Linked DNA regions of Mus musculus: region 2 is linked to region 1. A link is a loop called in an ENCODE intact Hi-C map of the cell type or tissue named here. Cell type or tissue: heart. All regions are shown on one strand. Links, peaks and the distances in the headings refer to the core of each region. The heading gives the core; the rest is flanking DNA. Region 1 has its middle 7.5 kb from the start of Gm20684. Region 2 overlaps Tm2d3 (TM2 domain containing 3).

The links. Peaks named below come from ENCODE experiments on the same cell type or tissue, not always from the same donor. Only the 100,000 strongest peaks of a DNase experiment are listed, where the experiment ranks them.
Region 2: a loop joins it to region 1, with 2.0 times the contacts of the local background. A loop is called at or near these places in 3 of 42 quality-filtered maps.

The regions. Positions count from the first base shown.
Region 1 is chr7:65,850,403-65,858,737 of GRCm38, reverse strand. No RefSeq gene overlaps it. Among named protein-coding and RNA genes, the nearest start is that of Gm20684, 7.5 kb to the left of the region's middle. In heart, for the core only: no CTCF peak of the experiment used is centred there; no DNase peak of the experiment used is centred there; H3K27me3 peaks cover 4,937 bases.
Region 2 is chr7:65,701,154-65,709,488 of GRCm38, reverse strand. Tm2d3 (TM2 domain containing 3) reads right to left here. Exons shown (of 5, transcript NM_026795.3): 5 at 7,576-7,896. The coding sequence ends at 7,731. Among named protein-coding and RNA genes, the nearest start is that of Gm33234, 12 kb to the right of the region's middle. In heart, for the core only: a CTCF peak has its summit at 4,589 (motif pointing left); a DNase peak (open chromatin) is centred at 4,588; H3K4me3 peaks cover 704 bases; H3K27ac peaks cover 708 bases; H3K27me3 peaks cover 377 bases.

The DNA of each region.
Region 1 (8,335 bases), core at 20-8,019:
AGGCCCCTTGAGGACCTGCTCTGCAGTGTGACCTCAGATTGAAAACCTTAGGGTTGACCCAGGACATTTCTCCCTTTATTTCTCTCTATCAGGACCAATGAAGAAGATTCAGGGTTCTTATGCATAGTGGTTTTTCCCTCTGTTTTCTTCCACACTAACAATGTAGCTTTTGCATTGTTTTCTGTAATACTCCACCTGGGACATTTTAAAAAGAATATTTATTTTATTTAAATTATGTGATATATGCATGTGGGCATGTGCACCCACTTTTGTGGGTACCTGTGGAGGCCATGGAATCCCTGGCACTGGACTTACAGGTGGTTGTGAGCCTCCTAACATGAATGCTGGGAATCAAACTCCCATTTTATTTTATTTTATTTTATTTTATTTTGTTTTATTTTATTTTTACAAGAGCAGGAACCTCTCTGACTGTTGAGCTACCTCACCAGCTCCTGACATCTTTCCTAACACCTCAAAGCCAGGGGAGGTGGTGGTAGTGGTGGTGGGGTGTGGTTTAATCAATGAAGTGCTTGCTGTGCAAGTATGAAGACCTGACTTGTATCCTTGGCAGCACTCTACTGTTATTCCTGCAGGGGATCCTCTGGTTCCTGCTATCTGGTCAGCCTAGTGGAATTGGTGTGCTCCTAGTTCAGTAGAGACCGTGTGGAGAGCAATTGTGGAAAACCTTGTGAGCCTCTGGTCTCTACACGTGTGTCCACATATGGATGAACATTTGCACACACACACACATACAAAACGACAACTATAATACATTAAATCATGCTATAACAATAATGTAACAATAATACATTACATCTCTCTCTTCTGATGGAGAACATGTAAGATTGAAGGTGTTTGGTGTTTGTGCCTTTAAGACACAGCTCAGTAAAGAAACCTGTTGGACTGCCCCAAATGTACTGGCCTTTCCCTCCTCCTTATGGTACCTGTCGACATCCACAGAGCTTTGATCTCCCTTCTTGCTTGTTTTGTTTTCCATCAAAATTGATTGTGAGTATTATGCAGAGTGAAGGCTCCCTTTGAACTGGTTTTAATTGTCAAATGCTGCCTGTTAATGTCTCTATTAGGAGAGCACCGGGTTGCTTCAGGCTGCTCTGTGTTCCAAGGTGAAATAGATACCTAGTGGGGCTTAAAAACCTCCCAACAAACTGTACTTTTTTGAGACGAGATAAATGTCAAAGGTCTCCACTATGGAGCACTGATGTGACTTCAGGAAGGGACCTGAGACATGAGAGTAAATCTCTGCTCTCCCTGCCCCCCAAGGCCCAAAGCTTTGCCTAGCCACATGTGTTTCTTCTCGCTCCCTTCCATTCCCTGAGAATCCTACCACGAGCTCCCCCTTGTTGGATGAGATTAAAGTTCTTTCCCTCACAGTTCCTCCTCTTCTGCCCCTTCCTAAAAGAGGCTCTGCAGTGTGTTCCATTTTTTGCCTTGAAGGAGTTCCTAAGCTCAGAGCTACACAGGACTGAATGTTACAATGTTGATATCCCTGCTTCTGTAGCAATCAGGATGCCTTTGGTTACAAAATCCTTGAATGACCAAGGAAAGAAGATATCTCACTCTTGAACCGACAGACAGGCAACTCCGAGCCTTGGTGATACAGAAACTGGCGACTACTTTGATATACTTAACCTGGCTTTGTCCTTTGGTACCTAAGTGACTGCCACAGACTGGCTATCCTTCCCTCTCACAGCCTCTAAGGGAGGAAGGCAGGCATGGCTTCCTGCCTCTTGAAGGCTTCTCATCTCCTTGTGGAACTGAATTCCCAGCCCATTTCCCCTTGGGTGCCACTGGGCAAGCCTGGGTTTCCGACTTTCCTCCTGCAGCCTGGTTTCCTAGGTTGCTGTGACTGATTGATCGTCCTGGGTTTTCTCTTGGAGGGTCATCCTTCACCCTGCAGCATGTTGCTGCCCTAGATTGAGCAAAAGAAAATTTAAGTCAGCAAGAGGTAACAGCAGCCTGAAGGTGGCTGTGAACCCAGCCTGTCTTCCATCTCCCTGCTGTTTCTTTTGAGTCCCCTTCTAGATTCTGCTCAGCAAACAACAGACCCCAGCAAATGTTTATTGAAAGGAAGAGAGGGGAAGAAGGAGTCTGTAGAAAGAGAACAAGGGGGTGAGGGTGAGGATTAAAAGAGAAGGAGCCAGGCTTAAATGTTATTAAAATAAAACACTGCCGAAACAGCACCACAGATCCAAAGTAAACAGCTTTGACCTTCTCCGAGTGCCCCCAACCCTACCTTTAGCCAAGTGAGGATCTAGCTGTATGTACACAAGACCAGCTATGGGATGTACCCCTGTTCCTCTGTAGAGTAGTCCTTGATTCCAGAATGGGCTCCCAGTTGTTGGCTATGTATTTTCCCAGGTAAATGTAACTTCAGAACTCACTCTCCCTTTCAAGGCAGGACCAACTGAACCAAAGCAGAAGACTGGATGGGAGTCGTGAGTCTGCAGTCACTAGAAGAACTGGAAGCTTAGTTCTTCTGTCTACAAAGACCAGTACTGAAGCTTAGTGTATCAGTAGCTGTCAGAGAGGTGCTGGGTGCAGACTTGGAGGGATGTAATGGCAGTCAGATGTTCTGTGAGGTTCTTCCAGACTAGCTCTTACAGACTATAGCTTCTCTCTTCCCCCAAGGAAATCACAAGCCAGGGAACGTCTTTGTTTCCTGCCCTGACCTTCCTCAAAGCTGTCCTGATCCCCAGAGAACCATCCTTGGTGTAGGCTGGTGCAGCCCGTACTCACTCTCCTGTTCCTTGATTTATTTATTTTCTTCCCTTTAGTGGAAGGGCCTTCGCCCTACAAAGGATGCCCTACCCCTTCAGCATCCGCTCTCTGCTTCTTCTGAACTGTATAGCTTCCAGGCTTCTGGAAAAGGAATCACCTGTCTGCGCTCCACTTGCCTGTAACCCTGACAGCCTTGCATCTATCCGAGAGCTGAAGGGCAGGTGGGGAGGAACCAAAACCACCCTGACAGGTCTCACCTGCCATTCATCCTTACACACCTACAGTGACACCCAGAGCTGGCTCTCCTGCTGCTGCTGCTGATTCAGTTCCTCCAGCACCACACCTCCACTCCCAACTGAACATCCTTATTTCCATCTTTCTCAGAAGACAAGCCCCTGCCTCAGGCTCTGGCTTCCTAACAGTGTTGTAGGAGTTCGTGGGTCCTTGAGCCTCCCCTCACACCCCACCCCGTGCTGCTCTGGATTCAAGTCCTATCCCTGTCAAGGACATACCTTCATTATTGTCAAAACTTCTGCTAGATTATTTTATGCACCCACTGGCATCTATTGACAATAGTTCTTTCTGGCTACCTCCTGTTCTTTCTCTTCTTTTTATGTAAACAATCCGGAAGACAGTACCTTACTCACTGGTCATCATGTCCCCTGCTCTGACTTAAACCTGCTTGTATTAAGCCCCACCCTCAGAGCTGAGCTGTGAACACCCATCACCAGCACCCTCTGTTGTAATAAATCGTGTGTGTGTGTATGTGTGTGTGTGTGTGTGTGTGTGTGTGTGTGTGTGTATGTAGTGTGCATAAGTGCATAAGGTCAAAGAAAAATTACTGGAGGCTTTCTCTTTCTTCCTTTCTTTCTTTTTTTCCTTCTCTCTTTCTTTCTTCTCCTTTTACCACGTGGTTTCTGGGGATTGAACTCAGGCCATCAGACTTAGTGCCCAGCACCTTCACAGGCTGAGCCACCTCACTGGCCCCATCCCTCATCTTAGAAGCCTAATCCTCGTAGGACTTCCTGGCATCCTCATCTGCTCAGTCACATCTCCTGACTCTCCTCCTATGTTACGACTCCAAGGTCAGGTCCTCACCAGCACAGGCTGGCCCCGAGCCCTGGTTCTGGGTTGTCTTTCTGTACTGTCACTCCTCCAGGGATCTCTCTTTCTGGTGACTTTGGACATCAATTTCATGCAAGTGACTCCAGGTGGCAAACACCTTCTCCTCCATTTGGATGCTGAAAGCTTGTCAGGAAACTTCCCCCTCAACATTCCACTTCAGCTTGGGTATGGCAGACTGTGTCTCCAGAGGTTCCTGTGTTGAAGTTTAATCCCCACCATGAGGCATTGGGAGTGTGGAAGCTCCTGGTGCTCAGAGGAGGGGGCCTCTGGGAGCTGATGAGGATTAGATAAAGTCATCAGGGCAGAGACTTTCATTGAATCTGATGGCTTTATTAGAGGGGGGAAAAACAGAAAAGGCATGGACCCATACATACACGTGCCTTCCCTTGTCATATGATACCTTGCACCACTTTGGGATTTTTTTCAGATGCACCTGGAGAACCATAAGCCAAAGCAAATCTCTTTTCTTTTTAAGGAATCTCAGCCTCAGGTAGTTCATTACAGTAATGCAGCATACACTCATATACACCTCTGCTGCAGTTACAGCAGATGCCAGCTCTGTCCTTTTGCTCATCAGACCTAAGACTGGGATTACCTTTCACCCTTCCACTTATTCCCATGTCTACAATATCAGTAAGCCTGGTTGTTGCCACATTGGATAGCCTCCCGGAATGACTGGTCCTCACCACACTTTGTTATCCCTTTGATCAGGTCTCCTCACTTCCCAGTGGCTCCTAAATGGCTCCCCTAGTGTACCTTCTTCAGTGTGGAGAACCATGTGTAACGGAACTCACCTACAGCTTTCAGTCTCATAGAGAGAAATCTAGTCCCCAGAGGGTCCATATGCCCCGCCCCCAATTCAGAGCGGAGCCTATCGATTCACAGAGAGCACTGAACTGGATGGGTCAAGGTTCTCAGAGGAAGTAGTTTTTAAGCTGAGCTTGAAGAAATAAACAGTAGCTATGCACATCAGTGATCCACCAGTCAGGTCTCAGCGAGGAAACAAACAACATCACATTAAATATTTCTGTGGGGGATATGACTTGGGTAATGGAGAGCAATCAAAGAACAACAGTTTCTCCAGTCCCTGTCAGTGGCCAGGAAGAGCATTTCAAAGTGGACTAGCATGTGCAAAGGCCCTGGGCTAGAGGAAGCTTAGTGTGTGTACTAGCTAGAGGAGAGGGAGGAAGGGGCAGGGACATTGATAGTTCAAGGAGGATCATGGGAGAGGAAATAAAGACAGCTTCATCAGCTTTGGGAAGAACTTGGACTTGATCAAGAGAAGAATAGAAAGCCAAGGAGGGACACACCTGTGCTCCAACCAGTCTGGCCTCCGTGGCTCCCACACCCACACTAATACATTCTCTCTGACATCAGGAGGCCATGCCTCTTTCCCTACACTGTCAGTTCCCTACTCAAATCTGCTGACTATCTCCTCAAACTTAGAGCCACCTGTGCCATCCTCCTTACCCCACCCAGACTCCACGGGGCCTGAGTGCTCCCTGTGGCATTTACAGTAGTGTCCTCTATCCCAGGACCCAGGGTAGTCTCTGCTAAGCTGCTCTTCCCTCATCAGTCAGCCCTATCCCACCCAGTTCCTCTCCATACAGATTTAGCTAGCTCCATAGCTTGCAAAGTGTCTCACTGTTGAGGGTAGAACACAAGCCTCCTACATACTAGAGAAGGGTTCAACTATTGGCCAGTAGATACTCCAAACAGGTCTGTTCTTGATTTCTTTGAACAGGAAGATTGCTCATCAGTCCCCATATCCAGCTGTTCCCCAAGGTCTCCATTCTCAGGTGCTTTTTCTGGACTTCCTGGCCAGCAGGGCAGAGCCCAGACTCAAGTATTTTAGCACCATTCTTCTTGGTGTTCCTGTTTCATCACACAGGATACATGGCTATTCCAAAGGCAGTGGCCTTCAGGCCTAGATATTCTGACCTTCATTCCATACCACATACCTTTCTCTGTGTCTCTCTGTACACTGTAGGGAGTCTCTGACTCATGGTGGGGGGTCCCAGCTGCTGCTCCTCATCTCAAGGTCCTCTCTGTTCCAATGCCACATCCCCATCTTCTCACTGGCAAACCTCAGACATAGCAATCTTAATCCATCCCTGCTCAATAAGGCAAATCCTCTGAGCTAATATTTTCTGACACAGTAGCCTCTATTGGGTCCACTGGGCAAATTGGTCAAGGTGAAGCACCAGGCAGTGGGAGCACCCCACAGTGGGAGGACCATAGGCAGAGGTCCTGGGGCAGCAGGAGGCTGGGTACCATGAAATCTAGAAGTGAAGCAGAAGGTCAGAGGCACTGGTAGAGAAGAGCGGGTAGTGTGGAGGGATATAGAAAAGAGCCCAACAGCCTTTCACAAGATCTTAGTGCTCCCGGTGGTCTATACACTGTGACCTAAATCAAGAGCAAACCTGTTTGGAGCTAGGGATGCTGGCCAATAGTTGAGCCCTTCTCTAGCATGCAGGACGCTTGAGATTTCTCCTCAACAGTGAGAAAAAGAAGGGAGGGAGGGAAGGAGGGAGGAAGGGAGGGAGGGAGGGAGGGAAGGAGGAAGGGAGGGAGGGAGGGAGCAGAGGCAGCAGAGACTGGAGATAGCTCAGTAGTTAAGAGCAGCCATCACTCTTGCTGAGGACCCAAGTTTGGTTCCTGAAACCCATGTCAGGGGGTTCATCACTGTCTGTAACTCCAGCTCCAGGGGGTGTGACACCCTTTTCTGACCTTTACAGGCAACTTCATTCATGTCACACACACACATACATGCACACATGCATGCACACACACACACATGCACAGGTACATACACACACACAGGCACACACTTAAAAAAAACAGAATCTTTTAGAAGGAAGAACATATGGAAGGAAGGATGGACAATGTATGGGCCGGCCTTGTTTATAGGAACCAAGGAAACAGCAGCATCCTCTAGCAACACTGATAGTCTTCACTGTGCTGTCTTGATTTTTTCTGAGGCCTCTGGGCCCTAGGGTAGCAGAGGTTATAGAAGCACAAGGGGGATTGATGACACACTCAAGGGTTATATAAATAAGGGCCCATTGGTGAAGGGATGTCTGTTTCCAAGAGACAGGAATAGAGAAAGGTACATAGCTTTGCACAGGAGATTAACTCCCTGTAGTATTACCCTCGGGGTGCATCTTGACTGGATCTAGCCATCACTTGCTGGCTGTAACCTTGAACACAATACAAACCTTCCCTGCCTCGGTTTCCTTTGCTGTAGGCGAGGGCAATAATGGTACCTCCTGGTAGAGAGTGAGGTGGCCTTGAAGGACCCAGTGGTAGCACACAGCCTGTAGAATGGCGGTGAACCTCCTCAGAAGTGCATTATTGGTTTGACAAGGGCTGTGATGACAATAGAAGGAGTCACGTGACTGGTGTGATGTCTGACCGGAGGACCTAATGATGAGGGGGTTCTGCTGGGTTCCTCTGAGGTTTCCCTACGTCCCAAGTGCTTCCTGACAGCATGCATCATGCTTACATCTTTACAGAGGAATCAGAGCTTCCAAATACCCTGAAGGCTTTTTATATGCTCCTCCTATTTATAGTCTGGCTCCCCCACTCCCCAGCCCAGCCCCAGTCATTCCCACAAAGCTCACTAGCAGAATAAGAGTCTGACACCGAGATGACGAAGCACCTAGATGCTGGGGACACCTAGATATCCTCAACCCCTTGCAGCTCCTGCCACAGGGAGCTTCAGGGTTGCCTGTCACAGTGTCTACTTCCTACCTCAGAGGATCCCCTGCACCGCTGATGCTTCCGGTCATTTTATAATGTCACCTTCCAAAGGTTGAGAATGTGGTAACCCAGACGTTCCCTTGGACCCATGTATGGAGCAGTTCTTTCTTTCTTCTCCCATGCAAGAAAATCAATCTTCCATGGAAAACAAGCCACACATATCATTGTGCTTCCTCTGAGTGCAGCCAGTCACAGGTGGTCACAATCACCGAGGAGAAAAGCAGATACATTGGGAGGGAAAGTTAGAACCATCTAACTCCCAGCTGGCTCCCTGAGGACTAGTTGAAGCCTCGCTAGGTGTAAGACTACATGACAAGTTTGATGGTTTAAGTAGTATAGGGTTGCCCACTCACAAGATGAGGGGCAAAGTCAAAATGTGATTGTGGTAAAAAAAAAATGGTGCAGTTGACCAGTCTTTCATCCCTGCTCTGCCATCTCATCACTGTGTGGCCTTGGAGGGGTCAGTTAACCACTTTGGGCCTCAGTTCTCTCAAATGAGCAAAGTAATATTTATGTCCACTACCAATGAATTCGTATGAAGCACTCATGACTTGTGCCTGGCTCTTGATACCAGTGTGTAGGAGACCCTTATCAAAAAGGTAGACATTTAATACCAGTACTCGGGAGGTAGAGGCAGGTGGATTTCTGAGTTTGAGTCCAGCCTGGTCTACAAAGTGAGTTCCAGGACAGCCAGGGCTACACAGAGAAA
Region 2 (8,335 bases), core at 285-8,284, 150 kb after region 1:
TATGGTTTCACTGTGCCATTGCTTACAAAGAATAAAGCTTGAAAGTTGTCAAAGAAAAACACACCTCACTCAGAGCAGCAAAGGTAAAGGTCCAAATAAAAGAAGCTTGCCACCCAGACGACCATGGTCAACAAGACCGGCTTCCAGGCATGGAGGTAAATAAAGGTGTTCTTCTGTGAAGGAAATTAAAGAAAATTCATTGCTAGCAGACCTGCTCCAAAACAAAACAAAAATGTTAGATAATTCTTTCAGACAGAAAGGATGTTGATAGCAGAAGGAGCCACAGTCCAATAGGAATGAAGCATGCAGAAAGCACACGTATTATTTAGGGTTCTCAAGGGAACCACTAAAAAATAGATGATAGATAGATAGAAGATGGATGGATAAATGGATGGACAGATGGACAGGCAGACAGATAGATTGACTAGACTGGTTTACATTAGCAGAGGCAAAATACTCTTCCAGTGTCCTTGTGTGGGCTGGAAAGAAAGGAAAACCAGGGGACATTCAGTCCATGATGACGGAAGCCTCAGGAGAGAAGCCAATGATGACATCCACTCCAAGGCTGAAGGCCTGGAAGCCTTCTGGGGAGTCCCTGGTGCAAAGGATGAAGATCATGGAGTCTGATATCTGTAGGTTATGGTAGCAGAAATATACCCATGCAAGAAGAGTCAGGCACGCCTACATCACTTTCCATTGTCTTTAGGCCTTCACCCTCTGGGATGCTACTATCTACATTCAGGGCTGGTCTTCCCCCTTAGCTAAGGCTTTCTGGGAACACTTTCATAGACACACCCAGGGGAGCATTTAGTTAACTTCCTAGGGACTTCTCCATTCATCCAATCAGATCTTCAGTCAAGACCAACCATTGTTGGTCTAACTGCTAGAAATGTTCCTATAGTTCAGGTTGAGTCCATTTCTGAGTTTTTGGACTGCCTTTTGGAGTTTGGGAAATTGAAGTCTCCTTTGGACCTAGCAATAGGTAAAGGTTATTTAAAATAACCCTTTCTTTTATTAATTTATTAAGCTTATTTTCTTAAAAGTTTAGGTATCAAAACCCAGGGCCCTGAGCATGCATCATCTTGAAAATGTTGTATATTACATACTATATATTATATAATTCTATATATTACATATTATATATTTCACAGTACATATTTCATATATTATATCATGAATTAATATATATCCATATATATTTTAAGTGAATAAGTTATATTATATAATGTATGACATATATCATAAAACTTGTATATGTTAAATGTTATATGTAAATATATAATGTATTAATACATATATATATAATATAAGCATGATCTCATACTTGGTATTGCAGGATGTAAAATGGACAAAAAGGCTGTATATTCATCCCAGAGTGTGTTTATTACAGTGAGTTCAAATCCTTGTTCCCTCCATGATGGAAGGACTTCAAGAAAGCCCTATGTTTGTGCCTAGACTTTTGTCACAAGAATATATGTTCCTAACAGAGGGGAATGGTAGAGTCCCTATTCTATGCAAGACCCCAGGCACAAGCCCTAGAACCACAAAACCAAAATTTCAAAACTCATAATTTTATTCTTCAAAAATATTATACAATGTATTTTCATCACATTCATCCCTCCTCCACCTGCCTTCCTTCCTCTTCTCTCTGTCTAAAAACAAGCAAATTAATCATCAAGTCCAGTTTGTATTGTCTGACTACTCTAATATGGGTTCTGCCCTGCAGTGGTTGCGATATCAAGTATCGCTTCATTGAAGAAAACCCCAGTTTCCCTCTCCCAGCAACAACTGAGTGTCAGTAACTCAGCGGCTAGGGCTGAGATTTAAGTTTATGAATTATTTATCAGTTGGACATTTGGGTTGTTTCTACCTTGTTACCATTAGGAATAACATCATGACGACAGGGTCTCACATCCTTTGGACTTACATCTGAAAGTATAATTCCCCAATCGCCATGATCTTCCTATTTTACACTCCTTAGATCTGCCCTGCTGTTTTCCAAGATGGTTGGCTCATCTTCTATCCACAAAAGCAGTATCTGAGGGATGTAATTTCTCCACATTTCACCAGTACTCATTCTTCTTCAAGACAGTCATTTTTGTTCTTGGATGATGTGTATATCTTCATAATAATGTATTAAAACACTCGCTCTCTCACTCCCTCTCCCCATCTCCCCACGAGCACTTTGGTGTTCCATTCAGCATCCTGTGGGCTAACATCTTCAGGCGACGTGGAGACGCGGAAGCAGTAGCTCTACTCCAACATATGGACCCCACCTTACTTATGAGGATCTTCTAACTATCCTGAACCAGGATGCCCGCGCATGTGTTGGGAGTGGCTTTCCTGATTGACAGCTTTTACCCCAGGCTTTGTTTCTGTTTCTGATTTAGCACGGAGACTCCACGGCATCAGCATCTTCGTCCTGGTGTTCACCAGCCCCTGCCCTGGCCTCTTCTCAGCCTGAAGAGAGAAAGATAAAGACATTGCCCCCCTTCTGCAAACTGCTCTATTCCTCTCTGACCTCCTCTCTCTCAAGTCCCTGGAGTTTGCTGACCAGTTTGGTAGTAGCTTTATACTCCTGCATAAATTTTCCCTCTTTCTTGGCCATTTTTGGTCATCCTGTCATCTTTTTTTCTTGTTTGCTGGTCTTTGTCTGCTTGTTTGCATGTTTTGGGGAATGATGTAATGGTTTCCACTATTTTCTGTTTGTCTTTTTATTTAATTTTATTTTATTTTTACGGAGAGATGTTATTATCCAGCTGTTCTCTACCATCATTTAAAAATCTTTTAAAAGCAGATTTACTTAGTATTAATTGTGTGTGCACTAACTGCTGAGCTATCTCTCCAGCACTCATAGCACCTTTTCAATAATGTTAGCAATACCTGCAGATATTCTGTTCCCTCTCAAGACATGCCCAATGGTTCGCGCATCGCTCACCCATTGTGTACCTCACTTATGTTAGGCACCGCTCTTCAACCTTACTGTTTTCACAGAACAGAAACTATGTTACACGTCAGCATGTGTTCACGTCCCACTTTATTATTTTTATAAGAAAACAATGGATTTATAGAAGGTAATTTCAATACCTCGAATTCAAGAACGTGGAGTAAACTTTTCTAGATTATCAGGTCAATGGACCAGGTGTTATGGACCCTCCTTCAGAGGCTCAGGCTTTGAATACTCATTTCCTAACTTGCAGCACTGTTTTGAAGGCTGTGTAGATTTTAGGCTGTGTAACCTAGCTGGCAAAAAGTAGGTGACCAGGGGTCTGTCTTTGAAGGACATACCTGGCTCTGGTTCTAGGCTCTGCTCTCTGCCTCCTGTTTGTACCATGTTAAGAGTCACTGCCTCATACTCCTGCCTCTAAGCAGGCAGCTACTCCTGATGCTACATCTTCCTCACCACGGTGGACTGAAACTTCTGTGGAACCAGGAGCCAAAGCAGGTCTGACCTTCCCGAAGTTGCTGCTGTTAGGTGTTCAGTCACAGTGAGAATAAAAGTAATGTAGAACTGGTACAGAAGAAATGGGGCCACTGGTGGGATGACGGAACCTTGTGTTTGACTTTGGAGTTGGGTTACAGTAGAAACTTGAAAGAGTCTAGAGCTGTGGGCTGTTCCTCCACCTCCACTGCTGTCAAAATCTTGCCACTCAAGGAAGTGGGCCTATCTATAGGAAGTGACTAGTCGTGGGGGCTGAACCCTCATGGATTACAGGAGCTCTAGGGGGACCCTGTTTATGAATAGGATGTGATGACCCAGAAAGACAGTGCCAAGATGAAAGGGGTCCTCAGTGTCTCTAACTCCACCAGCACTTGGATATTAGACTTCCCAACCTCCAGCCCAGCGGACACAGAACCTGAAAGTCACACTCAAACCTGGCACCTGGTTGCCAGCAGGGTTTCGGGGGCTGTGACGCATGGAGCCTCCTCTAGGAGCCTCTGCAAGTACGGGTCTTTCTGTGGGTCCCTTCGGGGCTCATGCATGAGTTCACCACTGTGTTTCAAGACTCATTCTTTGTGAATCTGTTTAAACTGTACTTGAAAGGTTCTGTCTCAGAGCCCAGCGTGTAAGCTTCTGGGTATACTTCCAGCTAATGCCCCACTGCCCCCAAAAGCTACCCCTTCCTGCCAACTTTTTAGTATTTGGGGCATAAGTTCACTCAGGACCCCCTCTACGGAGTGTTGACATTCTCAGCTTTAAAACCTGCTGCTTATCTGAGACCTGGAGGCCACAGGGAGACCAACTGTACAGCATGTTGTTAATTCTTTCTTTCACTATCACGTTTAAGTCAGCAACACCCCCGAGGCACTTCCCTTGCTCCACCTCCGCCATTCAAAAGGGAAAGCCTACAGAGCTTTGTTCATAGTGCTAAGGAAGGGCAGGAAGACAGAGTTGGCGAAAGGGTTACCTCTTGCAAAAGAATATAAAAAGTTACTTTCTACACAAGAACACCTGCTTAACCGTCTCCCAGATAAGAGAAGTCAGCCGACTCTTGGAAAAGCCCACACAGCTGGAAACACTGCTAAACTCAAGCTTGGCAATTTCAGGAAACAGCATTGGAACGTAAGGGGCGCGCCCTCTAGTGGCCAGAACTGGAACTGCTCCCACCTACACCCATGTCTCTAATCAGAGATCCTGGAAGATGAACCATCCTTAAAGAGGCGCAAAACCAATTCTCAACAATAACAGAACTTCTGGGGGAACCATCATCCCTGACCGCAAGCTGTACTACAGAGCAATAGTGATACTGGTACAGAGACAGACAGGTTGATCATGGAATAGAATCGAAGACCCAGACATAAAACCACACACAGACACTCGATCTTTGGCAAAGAAGACAAAAATATACAATGGAAAAAAGAAAGAATCCTCAATAAATGGTCTAACTGGCAGTATGTAGAAAAAAATGAAAATAGATCCATATTTGTCACCTTGTACAAAGCTCAAGTCCAAGTGGATCAAGGAATTCAACATAAAACCAGATACACTGACTCTAATTGAAGAGAAAGTGGGAAAGAGCCTCCAACTCATTGGCATGGGGAAAGGGGGAGGATTTACAAAACAGAACTCCAATGACTCAGGCTCTAAGATCAAGAATTGATAGATGGGACCTCATGAAACTAGAAAGCTCTTTAAGGCAAAGGACACTGTCAGTGGGACAAATTGGCAACCTATAGATTAGGGAAAATTTTCTTCACTAACCCTACATCCGATAGAGGGCTAATATCCAAAACATATAAAGAACTCAAGTTTCCTCCAAACAGTTCTTGCTTATAGAGCTAAACAGAGAATTCACAACAGAGGAATCTCAAATGACTGAGAAGCACTTAAAGAAATGTTCAAAGTCCTTAGTCATCAGGGAAATGCAAATCAAAACGACCCTGAGATTCCACTTTATACCAATCAGAACGGCTAAGATCAAAAACTCAGGTGATAGCACATGTTGGAGAGGATGTGGAGAAAGAGGGACACTCCTCTATTGCTGGTGGGATTGCAAACTGGTACAACCACTCTGGAAATCAATCTGGAGGTTCCTCAGAAAATCAGAAATAGATCTATCTGAAGACCCAGCTATACCACTCTTGGTCATATACTCAAAAGATGCCCCACCATACCATAGGGGCATGATGCTTCAATCCTACTTGGGAGGGAGAAGAAAACAATCACAGGAGGCAAAAGGGGGGGACCTTGGTGGGAGGGAGGGAGGGAGGGAGGGAGGGACCTTGGTGAGAGAGGGGAGGGGAAGAGGGAGTGTAAAAGGGGAACATGATCAGGTGTGGGGTGGTGGGGACAGGAGAGAAGCCCTGAGAGCCAGAAGAATGGATGGAAATATGCAACCTGGGGGTGGGGAGATTGGGGAAACCTCTAGAAAGTAACCGAGTCCTGGGAGGTGAAAGACTCTCAGGACTCAAAGGGAGGGACCTTAGATGAAATGCCCAACTCATTGCATCTACCTCCAGTAGAAAGGCAGGGCATCAACTGGAGGGACGGGGTTGCCATCCCACAGTCAAAAACTCTGACCCAGAATTGTTCCTGTCTAAAAGAACTGCAGGAACAAAAATGAAGAGGAGACTGAGGGAAAGGCGGTCCAGTGACCAGTCCAAGTTGGGATCATCTCAAGGGGAGGCTCAAAGGCCTGACACTCTTACTGATGCTACGTTGTGCTCACAGACAGAAGCCTAGCATGGCTGTCCACTGAGAGGCCCAACAAGCAGCCGACCAAGACAGAAGCGAATACTTAGACCCAACCAAAGGACTGAAGTCGGGGACTTCTGTGGTTGAATTAGGGAAAGAATGGAAGAAGTTGAGAAGGGTGACCCCATAGGAAGACCATCAGTCTCAACTAACCCGAACCCCTGAGATCTCTCAGACACTGAGCCACCAACCAGGCAGCATACATGAGCTGGTTCACATATACAGCAGAGGACTGCCTGGTCTGGCCTCAGTGGGAGAAGATGCATCTAACTCTTGGGAGTTGAGGCTCCAGGGAGTGGGGAGCCCTGGTGGCAGGGAGGGCGGGGGGCGGCGGGGGGTGTGTGTCAGTGGGGCGTGGGAGGGGCATCTTCTTGGAGACAGGGGGAGGAGGAATGGGATGAGAAACTGTGGGCGGGCAGAGTGGGAGGGGGCAATGACTGGATCATACTTTAAGGCAGCCCACACTTAAATCATCTAAAGAAAGGCTTGCCCTCTGGGGTTTCTTTTTCCCTTGGAGACAGGCTTTGTCTCTGCATTCTAGCCTGGAACATACCACGTGGTGGTCCAGGTCATCTTCAAAATTCCTGCAACATACTCCCTGCCTCAGCTTCCTAAGTGCCAAGGAGACAGGCATGAGACGCCGCAGCTGGCTGTCCTGTGCGGTCAGTAGAAATATTCCCCAGAGGTACGCTATGGCTTCTGGATCTAGATGTTGGCTAGCAGTCTTGTGCAGATATTAAATGTAGGACTCAGTTTCAGAACCAACCCTGAGCAAGGCTCCCCTGGACTACACTGTTACTGTCTTTTCTCTTCCATAAAGGCCTACAACAGATCTGGGACCACTCAGAAAACACTTGTCACACAAGGAATTTTTTTTTTAACACTTCCAGTGTGTCTATGATCCAGAGTTCTCACCACCTACCTGTTGAAATGCAGGGATGTGTTGAAAACCAACCTTTTCCTTGTATAAGCAATGACGGCTTTACTCCTGATGGACACTCCGACCCGGAAGGCACCGGGAAGGCAGGCTGCTGAGTAATCCTGTCCTGTAAGCTCACCAAGGTTCAGTACTCCTGCCACTGTTTACATCACTCACAGGACCCACTGGCATCTCCCTTGAGACAGGTCATACCATGAAGGCGTGACATCCCCGACTTACAGATGTGGAAGTCTACGGAGGAACTTTAGCTGGGAGGGTGCCTAGCTGCCCAGCCCCCGTGGCTGAAGCTGAAGGGCTTGAAGGTGGAAGATTAAGTAGCACAGTGGGACGCAGGCAGGCCTTTCTGCCATTTTCTTTTTCTGCCTTTAAGTTTATGTTTTTAGTTCAGCTCCCCCTGCCCCCCTGCCCCAAAGTGATTTCAGGCAAATAAAAAGTTCTGGGTTGTCGTGGTTCAGTGTTCGATTTCTTTATTTTACCTTCATCAAGGCAAGCCAAGTACAGATGCTGTACATTAAAAACATAAATCCCCCTCTCACACCGCATCCATCTCCACACACAGGACTCTACACTGCTCTCTGAAGCACATAACCTCGGCTAAATGTACAAAGAGCCATCCGCTGGTCCCACATAGCCAACTCCAATCAGCAAGACATCGATTAGGGTCCATATTCCCAGGCCGCCAAAGCTGAAGAGCTTGCCGAGGCCTTCTCGCCACTGGCCCAGGTAGAAGCGATCGGCTCCAAACCCCCCAAGGGTGATGCTGCAAAAGAAGAGCAGAGGTCCAATGATGTTGGGTGGTTCCCACCACGTAGGAAAGGGTCTAGGAAGACGGAACCCCTTAACCACACATTCACAACAGGCAAGAAGACTGCTAAGATGAGCAAGGACTCAGCATGTGGGAGGCCTGGAGTTGAGTCTCGATGCAGGGGAGAATAAGGACACACAATTTTCGGCTATGCTGAAACCTAACATTTTCTGTTACAGAAATGAGCCTCCCTGAGGGACCCAGCTTGCCGAGTGCTGTTCTGGAGGCGGGAACTGAGTCTTGAGGCACTTGACATACCTGTCAGACCCAAATCAAGTCACCTAATCTCAGGTACTTCTCCCTAAAGGCTTAGTACTGTGCATGGTTCTTAAAGGTTTCCTTTAATTCTACGATCTAAGACTGCTGGGAAATAACGGAATGGCTCAAAGCAAAC